Regions from separate parts of the Mus musculus genome. Here region 2 is linked to region 1. A link is a loop called in an ENCODE intact Hi-C map of the cell type or tissue named here. Cell type or tissue: heart. All regions are shown on one strand. Each heading gives the region's core, and the rest is flanking DNA. Links, peaks and the distances in the headings are about the cores only.

Evidence for each region. A loop is a pair of places that touch in the nucleus more often than their neighbours do. Peaks named below come from ENCODE experiments on the same cell type or tissue, not always from the same donor. Only the 100,000 strongest peaks of a DNase experiment are listed, where the experiment ranks them.
Region 2: a loop joins it to region 1, with 2.2 times the contacts of the local background. A loop is called at or near these places in 13 of 42 quality-filtered maps.

What each region holds. Positions count from the first base shown.
Region 1 is chrX:99,039,018-99,046,730 of GRCm38, forward strand. It overlaps Stard8 (START domain containing 8), which reads left to right and starts at 3,564. Exons shown (of 14, transcript NM_199018.2): 1 at 3,564-3,777. In heart, for the core only: a CTCF peak has its summit at 3,832; DNase peaks (open chromatin) are centred at 3,544 and 6,514; H3K4me3 peaks cover 2,230 bases; H3K27ac peaks cover 1,782 bases; H3K27me3 peaks cover 1,991 bases.
Region 2 is chrX:98,985,610-98,993,322 of GRCm38, forward strand. No RefSeq gene overlaps it. Among named protein-coding and RNA genes, the nearest start is that of Yipf6, 52 kb to the left of the region's middle. In heart, for the core only: a CTCF peak has its summit at 4,134 (motif pointing right); a DNase peak (open chromatin) is centred at 4,142.

The DNA of each region.
Region 1 (7,713 bases), core at 1,708-6,707:
TAGGCCTGTCTTTGTTCATCTCCTCTCTGTAAACTGTGACCAGCAGGGCAAATGTGGACATGATAGCTAGGTAGACATCCTGTTCTAGATACCTGTGACAGGTTCACCAAGCATCGGGAACCCAGTCGAAGATAACCTACCTATTGGTTTGGGGTAGGTGGCAGTCCCTTAAGAGATGGAAGAATATGTATGCTCCATCTGTCCACAGCAGCTAGACTCTGGCTCCTTTAAAATGGGCCAGTAAGCCCAGGACAGGGGTCATGTTTGCTGGAGAATGGGGCCTGTTCTAATGCCAGGAGTCAGCCACAAGCTACTTGGCACGGGCAGTTGAGGAAATGAGGACTTTTGTGTCCTTGAGTACAGGCAAGGTTCAGAAGCCCCTGACATCCCTCCTGACCTGAGCTTGTCTTGCTGGAGCCTGAGCCTTCCTCTCCAGTATCCAAGAATTCTTGGTCAGCATGGAGTCCCTCCTTTCAGTATGCTCTAGAGTGGCAATGTGGGAATAGGTATACTGGTACCCTGGGCTGTGCATCTACAGGGGTCTTTGTGCTCTCAGGATTCAGATTTCTGTTCTATATCCCCAGTTGGCAGAACAGAAAAAAAATAATGAGGCACATGTGTACCTTCCCTTTCACATCCCTCCCACTGCTGCCTCTGCTTAGTCTACAACCATTGACATGAGCCTTCGTGATGGTTATCTATATGACCCATGACTATTTCATGTTCTGCAAACTTGAGCAATAGGCCCCTTTCATGAAGCTTGGTGGGCTCCCACCAAGTCCACTAAGAATCCGGTTTTTCTTGTGGGCTTGAATGAGGCATGCAGGGATGTGTGGAAGCCCTGTGTGAGAGGCATGTGCTGGGTGTAGCAAGTTGGAGTATAACCTATTTCCCTCTCAAGGATCCATTTCTCTCTTTGTACAATACCATGGCAAGTTCCCTGCAACCTTATGAGAGTCTGGTCCTGTGAAAAGGCACCATTTCCCCCATCCTTTCTGGGTACCATTATGGAATCTCCATCTTGCTCAGGATGGACTGAGGCTGGAAGAAGAGGCTGGCACTGTTGGAAGTGCTGTCGAACCACCTCGTCCCCTGTGAAGGGGTTAAACACTCATATCTTTCAGAAGGTCTCAAGACAAAACAGGGAGATTTATTTTTAAAAGACCCCCCCCAAATAACCATTGAACTATTTCAAAGTGACATGACTATGCATTATAAATATTAGGTCTAAAGTTTCCCTTAATTATCGTGTTCACTCATTCAGCAACATTTTGTTGGTGTTTATTAAGAAAAATATTTTATCACGTAGTTAAGTGCAGGCATTAGGAAAGAGAGAGGCACGCAAAGAAAAAGGACAGTACATACCAAAAATGTGGGTGTGGCCTTCTCAAGGCAGAGTGTGTTGCAACAACACACTATGTTTTCACTATGCTTGTCAGGCACTGCAGAACGGGGGCTGTATTTATTTACATCAGTTTCTAGATTTTGTAGTTTTTCATGCTGTTTTAGATTTTTTTGTTACTTTTTGTGCTTTGACCCTTTGCAGTTTTTTTGGTTTTATTGCATTAAAAAAAAAAGAGGGGTTGGGAAAATGATTTAGTTGGTAATAGGCAGAAGGACCAGTGTTCTATTCTAGAACCCATATAAAAACTGCTGTGCATGGTAGTGGGTTTATAATCCCAACACCGGGGAAGGGAAGATCAGTGGAGTCCCCAGGGCTTGCTGCTTAGCCTGTTTACTTTAGCCAGCCAGCCGCAGACCACTGAAAGACCCTGTCTGAAAATAAAGTGGGTGGCACCTGAGGAATGGAGTGACACCGGAAGTTATTCACTAGTCTCCACGTACCTGTGCACACTTGTATATAACCACTCACACATGTGCACCTGGAGACACACACACACACACACACACTGGTATTTCAGAACCAAAACTATCTTAATCCAATTAGAACAATCTACAAAATTACAGGTGGTGGCACAAACCTGTAACATTTAGGAGATTGAGGCTTTTGTTTTTTTTTTACTTTGATGGTAACCTGGGTTCATATAGAGATCTTGTCTAAAAAATAACATCTATTAAATGTTAAATTGGGGTTTGCATTATTCATATGCTTAAAAATTCTTCATGGTTATCCCTTAGTGACCTTTAACATTTTGTCACCCACTAGTGAACCAGCTCTGACATGGTTTTCTGTCCTTAGGAATAGATAGGGTCATGGCAGGTTTTCTACTTCTAAGTCTTTCTAACATTGTGTATAAGCAATATACATTCGGCTAAAAACTCAGCCCCTGAAGCATGCTGGCAATATTATATTCAGCCCTGCCTCAGGAAAGAGGCTTCCTACCTACTATCAAAAGTAGTACAGCCTCCTGGTGGATTTTGGCTTGTGGAGTGAGTTCAGGTGCACAGGCTGCTGCAACCACATTTAAGATTTGTGGTGAAATGGCTCACTTTGGAAAAAAAATTGTCACAGGCTATCAGTCGCTGTCCTTCTGTTGAGAAGAGCAGAGAGTTCATACTAGGAGTTGCCTCGCTTCCATGACACTCCATTGCTTCTTGTGAGGAAGGGAGGTGGGAACATTTGTTTAGCCTGGTAGAGCGGAGGCAGGATGCTTGGTTCTGTCACCACCTCTAGTGACCTTTAAGAAACTGCTGTGTTGGCTACTTTAGCAATCCAATGAGATGGATGTTGTCCCTGTAGTCTAAAGACCTTAGCTCCATGCCATTCATCTACTAGGTATGGAGAAAATAACCAGTATACAAGTCTTGGCCTGCCGTGGATTTGCTGAGTAGCCCAGAGTAAGACGCCTCTCTTCACTTTCTGTCATTGTAAGCATAGTTGCAGTGCCTTGAGAACTTACATACTCCTTCCTAGCCCTGGCTAAATACGAGTACTCAATTCAACAATGAAATGAAGATTGTCAACTTATGCTGAAAACTTCACAGGCAAGGTGAGGAAGAAACCAATTAACACCATTTCTTACTGAATTTGAACAGACTTTCTGGGGGTACTTGGTTTCGGAACTCCTGGAAGCCTTCTCCTGCTAGAATTAACTTTGGTGCCCTAAGTTCCATGTGTTTCTATATGGAAATAGAGTTTAGACTGCAGTGGACAGAGGTACTAGGGAGGTTGCAGAGTGCTGGTGCCTGATTAACGTGGGAATGACAACTTCCTGGAAATTTATGGAGTTCCTTCCGACTACTAACTATGTATCTCACAGAAGCAGTCTCCTGGACTTACTATAAATTATCCTGGACAAGTCACTTAAACCCTCTTGTGCACGTAGCATTTAGATTTGAAGCCTGCATGCAGTGCCAGACACATTCAGAACTCAATAAATACAGGTCAGCGTGGCCATCTCACTGTTTCAAGCTCTGCTCTTTCAAAGCTCTGCCCTGGGCCCTGGGTTTTTGCCTCCAGCTGAGTGACCTGAGGGAAAGGCAGAGGCTCAGGGCATTGGAGGAGCTGGCTGGCAGAGCCCCGCCCACCCCATTTGGACCGCTTTTGGGGAGGAGGCGGGTTGGGGAGGGACGGGACTATGCCCTCATTGGTCTGGGGACCTGTAGGTGGGCGGAGCACCACTACGGCTTACTCGCGAATGCTCCCTCTCTCCGAACCTGCGCGGCGAGCATAGTCTAGTTGACAACGGCTAAGCAGCTACTATAGCTGCAATTCTGGCTCGCACCTTTACCCCTGGCTCCACGCGTGTCTTCTTCGAGCAGCCCTGCCCGCGCTTGCCTCCTATCCCTTTGCCGCTGTGTGGACGCGGCTGCCAAGTAAGAGTTGGGGCGACGTCAGGGGGACACCCAGGCAGACTGGGGCCCTGACCTCCAGTATCCCGCTTAGCCGCTGTGGCGCTCCAGCCCTTCTGCTCTCCTGGCAGTTCCGCTGGGCTGAGGACGCGAGAGACAGGAAGGAAAGTAGCCCGGGCTGCCTCTGCTTATGGGCGGGGTTCAGAGTTATAGAAACTTAGAGACCCCTGATTGTGCCGGCTGCACACTCCCATAGGAGCCCCGCAAACGGCTGGTCTGGTGGCCTGAGGACCCCTGGCGTAACTGGCGCGGCGGCCTTCCCAGGGACTCAGTGGGCGGCGGGCGCTGGGCGGGGGTGCCCAGTCTGCCCTCCTTCTACTTCGGGGGACATTTCCAGGAAGGCTTCAGCCCCATGGACTTTTCCGTCGGCCCCTGCCTCACTGCCTTCCCACCTGGACAACTCCGGAGAGTGAGCTGTTCTCAGGGTAGCTGTGCAGAGCGAGTTAATCAATACTTCTGAATAAGTCGCTGGGACTCAGTTTGCCAGGAGGTCTCACAGAAGTTTAGATTAGAAAAGCTCAGACGAAAGGCTATTAGATGGAAGTTTGGGGGAGCTCTAACTTGGGTAGTCTCAATGTCTCTTCCAACACTTGCTCAAGTTCAGCACTGAATTACCACTCAGGAAACCGGGGTTCCGCCAGTCCTTATGACCTCAGGCGGGTCATGCTTTCCTGAGTGACAAGTGTTTTCAATGGCATCTCAATTGGCAGCTAGATTTCTGTATCAGAAGGACCCCGGTTTCTTCAGCTCTGATACTGGCTAACTTGGTGCCTGGGCCCAGTCTTTTAAACCAGTAAGTAAAGAAAGATGGTCTCTGAGACACTTGGGTGACTGGAGGTAGGCAGTCAGCGGCTCCTATGATGGTTATGCAGCTAGATTAGCTGGAAAACTACTGTGGGGTAGATGGCAAACTGAATGTGAGGAGGGGCAGGACTTTTTTTTCCCCAGACACCAGGTTTCTCACTTTGGGGACCCCAGAGATTGCACTTAGACATGGTATTCAGGCAAAGGACTGACTGGTGTCCTAGTTTGCTTGGGTCTCACTCAGCGCACCCAGTAATCCTGGGAGAAGAGGGTAATGAATCACCCAGGGCTATTTTCAAACCTTGACTCCTGCTGCAGTTCTAGCGCCCACGCCCACTCGGAGGGTTTCAGTCCCTGCCTGTGCCATCAGTATTCTTGCTGTCTGGGTTTCCTCTAGCCTTCCCTTCTTGGAATGAAAGGGAGACATTTCTTTCTTGGGGGACTGGAGGTGAGCAGCCCAAGGCACAAGTGGTGTCTAGGTGAGTGGTCGAGTGGGAGAGGTGGAGATAAAGTTTTTATCCTGAAGTTGTAGCTGCCATTTCGCTGGGTAGCTGGTGTTGGTCCTTACTTCAGAGTGTTGGTCTTTCTTTTCGCCCAGGTTCCCGACTTGGAATTTCTGTTCCTTGAACCTCTATAGTTATTGCTGAGAGATGCCATACTGAACAGAGGCTGTTTGCCCCTGGTCGCTTACCCTCATTCCACAGTGCTAAGGGATCTTTGAAGAATGCCAGGCCTCTGTGTACGTCTGAGCTTCTGCCTTCAGGAGAGGCTGCCAGGAGATGATATCTGAAGATGTAAAGATGGCACAGTGGCTATGCACCTTGTGTGGATGCAAAGGAAGGGACAACGAGTCTTGTAAAGATGATGGCCTTAATATGTTCAAGGCTGGAGCAGAGGAGCAAAAGAAAGGGGGTTACCAAGAGGGCCAAACTGGCCTTCAGTCTTATCTTTATTAATTTTTAGTTAATGAGCAAAATAATGAATGCCACTATAGTATTTCCATACATGCATGCTGTTGTACTTTGCTCATAATCACTCCTCTGCCACCTCTTGCTCCCCCCATATGTATTGACATTTTAAAAAAAAATCCATTTTGGAGACTACAGATTGGAATGGGAGCACAGGACATCTGCAGCCAGGTATAAGCATAGCAGCAGGATACACCGGCAAGACAGTCACAGGGGAAGGAGGGGCAGTCTCGGGTTGGGATGCCGCTTTGCCTTTTGTTAGCTAACTTCTGCAGCATCCTTGTTCCAGCCCTGGATAATGTGTGTTCCGTGAATGGCAAGTTCTTGGGGAAGGATGGAAAAGAGGGTCCTCATCTGAAAGAAGGGGTTACTTTATTCTTGAGTTAAAAAGATAACTTTTTTCTTTTCTCTTTCCTCCCCCCCCCCTTTTCCCCAATTTGGGTAGGATCAAACCTTAGGCCACTTGGCTGCCCAGTGTGGAGTTGTCAGAGATTTCAGGGCTTGGAATAGGAGACCTATCTATGTGCATCAATGTGTTAAAGTCTTCGAGGACCTGGGGCTGGGGGGTTGTTTTCTTTTGTTGTTGGGATGTGGGGATGGAACCCTTGGTCTGATGCATTCTAAGCTAGTACTGAGATCCACCCCTAACCATTGGTAAGTTTTATAGTCCCTCTCACCCCACAACCCCAGGTGAGATGTTTGAGCACTGTGCTGGTCATGCAGTTGTTGGTGACAAAGGTTTATTAATGCTTTCCTAATTTGTGACTCGGGGGCTTGGAGTGTGCATGTGCGTGTGCTTTTATGTACATGGGTCCTTGTCGGAATGAGTCAGTGCAGTAGAGGTCTCCAGTCTGCGCCATAGTCACAAGTCTGAAATGCTGAGTTTGTGTATTGAGTTTCCTCTGGTGTGGTCCTCCATAGTGGGGACTTGCACGCTGAGCACTTGCTGTTCCGGTTTATCCCAGCCACAAGCAGGGATTTCAGAATCCACTGTTAAGTGCCTTAGCAGTCCAGGGTGTCCCAGAACAAAGAACAAGGGATTGGAGGTCTAAATCCAGTCTCTGTTGTTCTCTCCACACTGTCACCCCTCGGGTGGCTTTCTTCTTTGTACTTCACCGGATTAAACAAGGGGATCAATAGCTAAGTGCTTTGTAAGCTACAAAAGGCTAGGGCTAGCTAGTTCTCAGGAAGGACCCATGGTTCTGACACCCACTATTGGGAAATCCGCCATCCAGTTGAGGGGTTTAGTGGCCTGAGACACTCCTCATTGAGGACTTAAAAATATTATTAAAAAATTAAGCATATTTTTAAAAGGGAAGCAATCAGTGTAATTAGGGCTCAAGAACCATATAGTCCCACCTACTGCTTTTCTTGTTACTTTGAAACAAATCTCAGACTTGTGTGTTATCAAATTGAACTAAAAATAGACCAGTGTATCTTTCTAAAAGAGAAAGGACTTGCAGCAAAATAACCACAGTGTCAGCTATCACACCAAACCTAGTCCCCTAGTGTCACCCGAAGTGTGGTTAGTAGTCACATTTCCAGTTGTTTTGCCCTGGAGTTCAGACCAGGGGGAATTGCTGAGGAGGAGGTGACTGACAAGTAGGAGACATTTGATCTGGGCTGCAGAACACAGGCTAGAGGGATTATAGAGCTCGGGCCTCTTCATTTTCCAGATGCCACATTGCCAGTAGCAGATGTGAGCTGCTCTGGGGCTCCTGATCCCGCGGCTGACTTGTAGAAGCTTCTTGCAGAAACTTCAGAAACTCCTGGCCTTCATTCCTGAAGTAGCAAAAGAGAGATTGAATTCCCACTTGACTCCTGTGCTAGGGGCCACCCAAGAGTTTGAGGTCAACAGGCCTGGGAGAATTCCTAGGAGGTTGCTCTCTTTCTCCAGGCCCCTCCCCGGCTCCAGGACCCCGAGGCCAATTTGAAGCAAAACAGGATGCATCCAGGATGAGCGCCTTTTCCAGCTTGTCATCTAATCACCAAGGCCCAGCTTGGAGCTTCCTCTTTCATTTATGATAAAAAAAACAAAACAAAACAAAAAACCCTTTGCTGTCTCTCTCTTTTCCCTCCTTCCTCATTGAGGGTAGCTGACTTCCTTCATTTCCGGGGCCAGCCCTCC
Region 2 (7,713 bases), core at 1,471-6,470, 54 kb before region 1:
AATGAATATGCATTTAAAAATGAGGAAGATGGTCTGAAGCTGCATTACTCCTTAGCTGTTGTGATTGTAAGGAAGCTGTGTGTTGTTTCAGAGCTTTACTTATAAGATGTGAAAGTGGAGTGGGTGAAAGGGACTTGCTTAGGTAAGTATTCAGTGCTCTATGGATACCCTTCTAGTTGGCGTTCTCAGGCCATTCATTTCCTCATTTGTTCACGAATTCATTGGACCATCCATATACTCAGGCTCAGCTTTGTGACAAACCTTGCAAAGAGCACATTCATTTAGAAAAGAATCCTATTTTCTCTCAGCGCTCATGGGGCTCACAGACCCACATATAACTTCCAGTTCAGTACGATTCATTTTATGATAAGTTATTCACAAGATGAAATAGATTCATGAAGTATGTTCACTGTTTCCAGGGTTCAAAACAAAGGCTTCATGGGGGGAAAATTGATACTTCAGATGCGACTTCATGGAAGTGTACTTGTCATGCAGTTCTAAGAGAGGATGTGTCCAGGCAGAAGCAAAAATATGCACAAAGACATTTGCTGGTCTGTTAGGCAAGTGAAGATGCTAGCATAGTGTCTATATTAATTAGTTAGGATGCATTCAACAGCAAGTAAGTGCATGTCCCACTAAAGGAGTTTTGAATAATAATCCGCTCATTGTATCACACAGCAAAAGAAGTCCAAAGGAAAGTGGTCCTCAGACAGTTCCAGTGGCTCAGTAATGGCACGAAATGCCTGAGGCCTTCTTGTTTGTTTCTCAGCTTTATACTATTGTGATGACGTAGCTGTACCTGAGAAAATCAACTTACAGGAGGAGAGATTTATTGTGGATCACAGTTTCAGTTCATGTTTGACTGGAGAGCTCTAACGGAGCCAAGTGGCACAGTGCATGGTAGTCTGGAAGTGGGGAGGGAGGAAGAGAAGTAAGAGGAGGTGGAGAGGGAGGGGGTAGGGAAGCAGAAAGCATATTCTTTAAAGTTCAAAGGCTGGGCTAGATAGCAAGTTCCAGGCCAGGCTAATTTATGTAGTAAGACTCTAAAGCAAAACAAAAGACAACACAAAACAAAAACACAGGGCCGGAGCCATGGCTCAGCAGTTAAGAGCACTGACTGCTCTTCCAGAGGTCCTGAGTTCAAATCCCAGCAAGCACATGGTGGCTCACAACCATCTGTAATGGGATCTGGCGCCCTCTGCTGGCGCACAGGTGTACATGCAGACTGAGGTCCCTTATATGCAAAATAAATAACTTATCTTTTAAAAACCCAACGCCTAGGAATCTCATAAATTCATTCTTTTTAATAGCTGAGTAGTACTCCATCGTGTAAATCTACCACATTTTCTGTATCCATTCCTCTGTTGAGGGGCATCTGGGTTCTTTCCAGCTTCTGGCTATTATAAATAAGGCTGCTATGAACATAGTGGAGCATGTGTCCTTCTTACTGGTTGGAACATCTTCTGGATATATGCCCAGGAGAGGTATTGCAGGATCCTCAAGTAGTACTATGTCCAATTTTCTGAGGAACCACCAGACTGATTTCCAGAGTGGTTGTACAACCTTGCAATCCCACCAACAATGGAGGAGTGTTCTTCTTTCTCCACATCCTCACCAGCATCTGCTGTCACCTGAATTTTTGATCTTAGCCATTCTGACTGGAGTGAGGTGGAATCTCAGGGTTGTTTTGATGTGCATTTTCCTGATGATTAAGGATGCTGAACAGTTTTTCAGTTGCTTCTCAGCCATTCGGTATTCCTCAGGTGAGAATTCTTTGTTCAGCTCTGAGCCCCATTTTTAATGGGGTTATTTGATTTTCTGGGGTCCACCTTCTTGAGTTCTTTATATATATTGGATATTAGTCCCTTATCTGATTTAGGATAGGTAAAGATCCTTTCCCAATCTGTTGGTGGCCTTTTTGTCTTATTGACGGTGTCTTTTGTGAAATTCCTAGGCAAATGGATGGACCTGGAGGGCATCATCCTGAGTGAGGTAACCTAATCACAAAAGAACTCACATGATATGTACTCACTGATAAGTGGATATTAGCCAAGAAACTTAGAATACCCAAGATATAGGATACAATTTGCGAAGCACATGAGACTCAGGAGGAACGACGACCAGGGTGTGGACACTTTGCCCCTTCTTAGAATTGGGAGCGGAACGCCCATGGAGGGAGTTGCAGAGACGAAGTTCGGAACTGAGACAAATGGGTGGACTGTCTAGAGACTGCCAATTCCGGGGATCCATCCCATAATCAGCCTCCAAACGCTGACACCATTGCATACACTAGCAGGATTTTGCTGAAAGGACCCTGATATAGCTGTCTCTTGTGAGACTATGCTGGGGCCTGGCAAACACAGAAGTGGATGCTCACAGTCAGCTATTGGATGGATCACAGGGCCCCCAGTGGAGGAGTTAGAGAAAGTACCCAAAGAGCTGAGGGGATCTGCAATCCTATGGGTGGAACAACAATATGAAATAACCAGTGCCCCCTAGAGCTCGTGTCTCTAGCTGCATATGTATCAGAGGATGGCCTGGTCGGCCATCAGTGGAGAGGCCCATTGTTCGTGCAGACTTTATATGCCTCAGTGCAGGGGAACGCCAGGGCCAAGAAGTGGGAGTGGGTGGGTGGGGGAGTGGGGGGGAGGGTGTGGGGGACTTTTGGGATAGCACTGGAGATGTGAATCAAGGAAGTACCTAATTAAAAAAAAACCAACGCAAACAAACTAAAAACAAACCCCAAATATCTCATTGAAGGGCATATTCCTCAGGACCTACATCCTCCAACTGGGCCCCACTTCCTAAAGTTTTCTATGGCACCATGAGCTGTGAAGTCATAGATGGATTAACCCATTCATGTGACAGAATCCTGCATGAGCCAATCAGCTCCCTGCTGGCCAATGTCTGAATTCTGCTGCCTTGAGAACCAAATGTTCAACACGTAGCTATGAGAACAGTTTAGATCCGAACCTTGTCTTTCTGCTCTGTTAACCATGATCTGTCAATAGTATCTCTCCTCTTGATTGCTACCTAGTTACTGAATCACATGAGGTACAACTACCATGTGGGAATAAGAGGAAGAACACTCTAGTCTATAGTAGGGAGGCAGGCTAGTTGGCCTGTGACCTTCAAGGGGATTCTGTCTCTGTCTTCCATTTCCATATTGCGTTGCATTTTACATAGTTTCTGGGATTTGGAACTCAGGTCCTTTCTTCCATGGCAACACTCTACCTACTGAGCCATCTCTTTAGCCCTGGTTTATTTTGTTTATGCTTCTACATTAAGTCTTTGTCCTCCTGGGGGTGTGGGAAAGCTAAGAGCCCACTTCCCACCTTAGCCCATCATAGTGCAGCTTGGCATCCTCTGTGGACCTCAAGAAAACCCAACGAACTCATTTGCCCTATGTCAATATATGCTCATCTTTGATGCCAAAAGCCTTTATCTTCCAGATAGTCCAGGCTCACTGAAGAATCCCAAATTAGGGATTACAGTAGGATCTACATTGGATAATAATAGCACATTTTCATTGGTGTTTCCCCAATTTACAGAAACCATTTCATTTCCTATTAACTTGTTTTTTTCCTCATTACTAAGAACAGCTGAAGGTCATCAAGACCTGTGTTGCATCGAACGTGGGTGTTTGTATATTTTACCATCATGTGTGACTTTGCATTTAATTTAAACATCTCCCTTGGCAAATGGTTATGTGCAAGCTGAGCTGAATTTTTAGAGTTTTCTTATGACAGAGGTGGGAATGAGTTGACAAGCACAACATTCTCCTTGTCTCAGTTAACTCTCCACGTCCCACACCCAACACCCTGCTCCTCAGACTATGATACAGAGCCTGCTTTTTTCACATCCTTTTTTTTAATCATTTGCTTTTATAAATAACTCTAGGGCAGTGGGTCTCCACCTTCTGTTGTGGTGACCCCAACCATAAAATTATTTCTGTTGCTGCTTCATAACTTTTATTTTGCTACCGTTGTGAATTGTAATGTAAATCTCTTTTCCGATGGTCTTAGATGACCCCCCGTGAAAGGGTCTTTTCTTTTTGCGGGGCAGGGGTGGAATCTGAGGCACAGTGGGTCCTAAAACTCGGTGTAAACTAGCCTCTCTGTCCATTGCCTAGTCTTGCCACTAGGGGTCAGCACAAGAGTGGGATTCGGGGAGAGGAAGTACTGTTCCTAATAGCCATTAAGAAGAGGATGTTGCCTATGGTGGAAACTACTGGGCACATACTCTGTACCCTGGGTTTGCTATGAGATACTGAGACACAGGGATTCTAGTGGAGCTGCTGAAAAATGGGATGGAGGTGAAAGATAAGGTTGGATGCCATGAAAGGAAGCCTGAGCTTGTTGGGTCTCTAGTTCTAGCCCTGGGGCCTTGATGTCTATGTCATCAGACAGACATTTGTTGCCTTCTCAGTATCCCTTCCTGCTACACGGGCCTTGTTAATTCAGAGCAGTGGCTTATAGCCAGTACCGCTTATTAAGATTCGATGAGAAGCTTCCTTCCAAGCACTGGGTGTGCAGACCCCACTCCCAGTCTAAGAAGGCAGAACTTCGGGAGGCAGAATCACAGTTGTGTCTTTGCATATAGCTCCTAGGGCTTTCTGCTGAACTCTGGGGGTTTTATAAAAAGCTAGGCTGGGCCATCACTGGAGCCCTTCCCTGCTTCTCCATGGACAATACCAAGAAGGAAGCTGACGAGCAACCCTAGTTGCCTCTAAGAATCTCTCCTACTCTCTTCCCAGGAGTGGCTTGAGGCTATCTAGGGACCCTCTCAGAGCCCACTCTCTGGCTTTCCTGATTGGAAGGCATGGGGCTCCAGAAGTGGCCACTCCTGCACACTCAGGCCGCTGGCATCTGCTCTGCTTCTTCCTCAGGAAGTGTCGTTTGTGTAAAGGGGAGCTACCAAGCAGAGCTAGCAGGGAAAGCCAAGTCTCCTTGAGGCAGGGGCTGGAAGAAGAGGGGTCTCTGTAGAGACAAATCCACAAAAGGCAGGGCTGGAGGGACTGCTCAGCCGTAAAGAGCACACACTGCTCTTCCAGAGGACCAAGAGTTCGATTCCTAGCACCCACATGGGTCAGTTCACATCAGGTGTTAACTCCGGCATCAGAGACAGCCTACTCCTCTAATTTCTCTGAAAACTCGCTCTCATGCGCACAGCTCCCCCAACCCCCGTGCACAACCCTCCACAATTAAAAAGACATTTTTTTTAAAACAAGCTAAAGGCAAAGGAGGACTTTTGGGCACTAGAGCTAGAAATAAGACTCACCCCTCCCAACTTTCTGTCTCCAGCACTTGATATTCCAGTTTCAACTACAGCAAAGAGAAGCAGGGACCTCAGAGCTAGACTCTGCTTTCCTAAAGTCACCATCCCTGGAACAGGCTACTGGTCTGATATTTTGTTTTGTTTTGTTTTGTTTTAAACGAATTTTTAGATTATTTATTTGTTTTATGCATATTAGTGCTCTATTTGCATGTATGCCTGAATGCTAGAAGAGGGCATCAGATCCCCTTATATAGATGGTTGTGAGCCACCATGTGGTTGCTGGGATTTGAACTCAGGACCTGTGGAAGAGCAGCCAGTGCTTATAACTGCTGAGCCATCTCTCCAGCCCCCTACTAGTCTGGTCATTGTCATAGTCTTCTACAGTGATATCTTGTCTGGACTCTATCATCTGAATTTTTGTTTTTTACTGTATATTTAGTTACTTCTTGTTTATCTTCCCCACTAGAATATAAGCTCTAGGAGGGCAGGACCTGTCCCCCACACCATTTACTGTTGTGTCACTAGTAATTAGAAACGTGATTGAAGTGTGATGATAAATGTTGGCTCCTTGCTTAAATGAAATACACAAATGGGGAACTCAGTAGATGCAAAGAAGAGATTGGTTCTGAATTCTATGCCCAGAGTCCAATGTTTTAGATCACAGGTAGATAGCACTTAGTAGGCCATGGCAGTAGGATCTCAAATTCAGAGCCAACCTGGGCTACATTGTGACATTTTGTAAGAGAGAAAAAGAAGAGGGTTGTGGGAAGAGATATTTGTATTTACTGCTCTAAACAACACTGGGCCCCAAGTGGCTCTTTGCCCTCTCTTATGACAGTAATCTCTGCTCCTCTGGAATCAAGGTTTAACATTATATCACTGAGTGTACACTAGATATCCAGGACACTAGAAGGGACATGTGATATAGTGAACAGGCTCTATACCAACAAGCCAATTGCAATTTCCATAGTCTTAAACTGTCTCCAGAGGAATGTCCTTAGCCACAGACTGTGTCCTCAGGCCTGGCTAAGGCCATTCAGTGGTCTACGGGACTGAAGAAAGTGTGGATTACTATTGGAGATACTCCACTTAACTGAAAATGAGATAGCAGGGGTAGCTGAGGGCTTGAAAAATGACGAATGTTAATTGTATATATTAATATTCACTGTGAAGTTTACATGCATGCATGCAATGTGCACAGATTAAAGTCCTCTATCATCATAATGAGAAGTGATTTTAGATCGGAATCTTGCTTTTCTGGTGTGTTGGGGTATCCAGGACTTGCTATGGTGGGAGAATTGGGTTCTGAGGATACCAAGTAACCTTGCTTTCTGCTGCTTATTTTCTTGTACTTGCCTCCCACCATCTGATTATCTCTAGTGTAGCATGCCTTGGTATATCTGACTGGAGCCTGTCCTTCCCGTGATCCTGGTTGTGGCAGAACTCCTCAGAGTTCAGCTGTCTCTGGGATCCTGTGATCCTGAGATCCTGGGTGTGTCAGAGCTCCTGGGGTTCAAGCTGCCTGTGGAACCCTGAAATCCTGGTGTGACCAAGCTCCTGGGGTCCTGGGATCCTGGGCTTGTTAGAATGCCTGGGAGTGGAGCTTCCTCTGGGTGTTGTGAGACTGGCTGCCTTTTTTGACCCTTCTTGCCAGCAGTTTTTGAAAAGGGGGTAGATATTCTAACTGGGATGAGAGCAAAAAAAGCCAAAGAAGCTTTCAACTGAGCAAAAGGAGACAGTCTAAAGAATGTGGAAGATATTTGCTAACTCTTCGTCTGATAATATCACTGCTATCCAGCATGTATTTGGAGGGGAAACCAGGAAAGGGGATAACATTTGAAATGTAAATAAAGAAAATATCTAATAAAATTTTTAAAAAGAAAACTAAGAAAAGAAAATAAAAGAACTAAAAACCTTATAAACAACCAAATCTGTGAATCATCAAGTTTTATCAAAAGTGGCAAATGATCTGAATGAGGATCTTTCAAAAGAAGTACTACAAGGGGGGTGTTGTTTTCCATTTCTCTTTGAAAAGAACTTCCTTTGCAAAGGGTAACTGAGCATGAAGACGGCTTATGTGGACTCAGAAGCCAGTCTACCAGGATTAGAAGTAACCACATGGATTTGGTACCTTCTTGGAACTCTTGGAACCTCCTTAGGCTTCTCATCCTACATAATCCACAAGATTGGTGTGAGAAGCCCATAAAATCTGTGCAACAATGCCTGGTGTACTGGAAGTGCTCATGTATAGTAGCCACAACTGTGCTTGTTCTTATTCTTATCAGTTTTTTTGCCATCCTTATTATTACTGTTGTCGTCGTCGTTGTTGTTCTTGTTCATGTTGCTTGTTTTTATTCTTCTACAATCCCAGGTATTTTACTTCCCTAAACTCTGTGAATCCTTGGTATTTAGGGCAATAGTGGTACAGAAACCTAA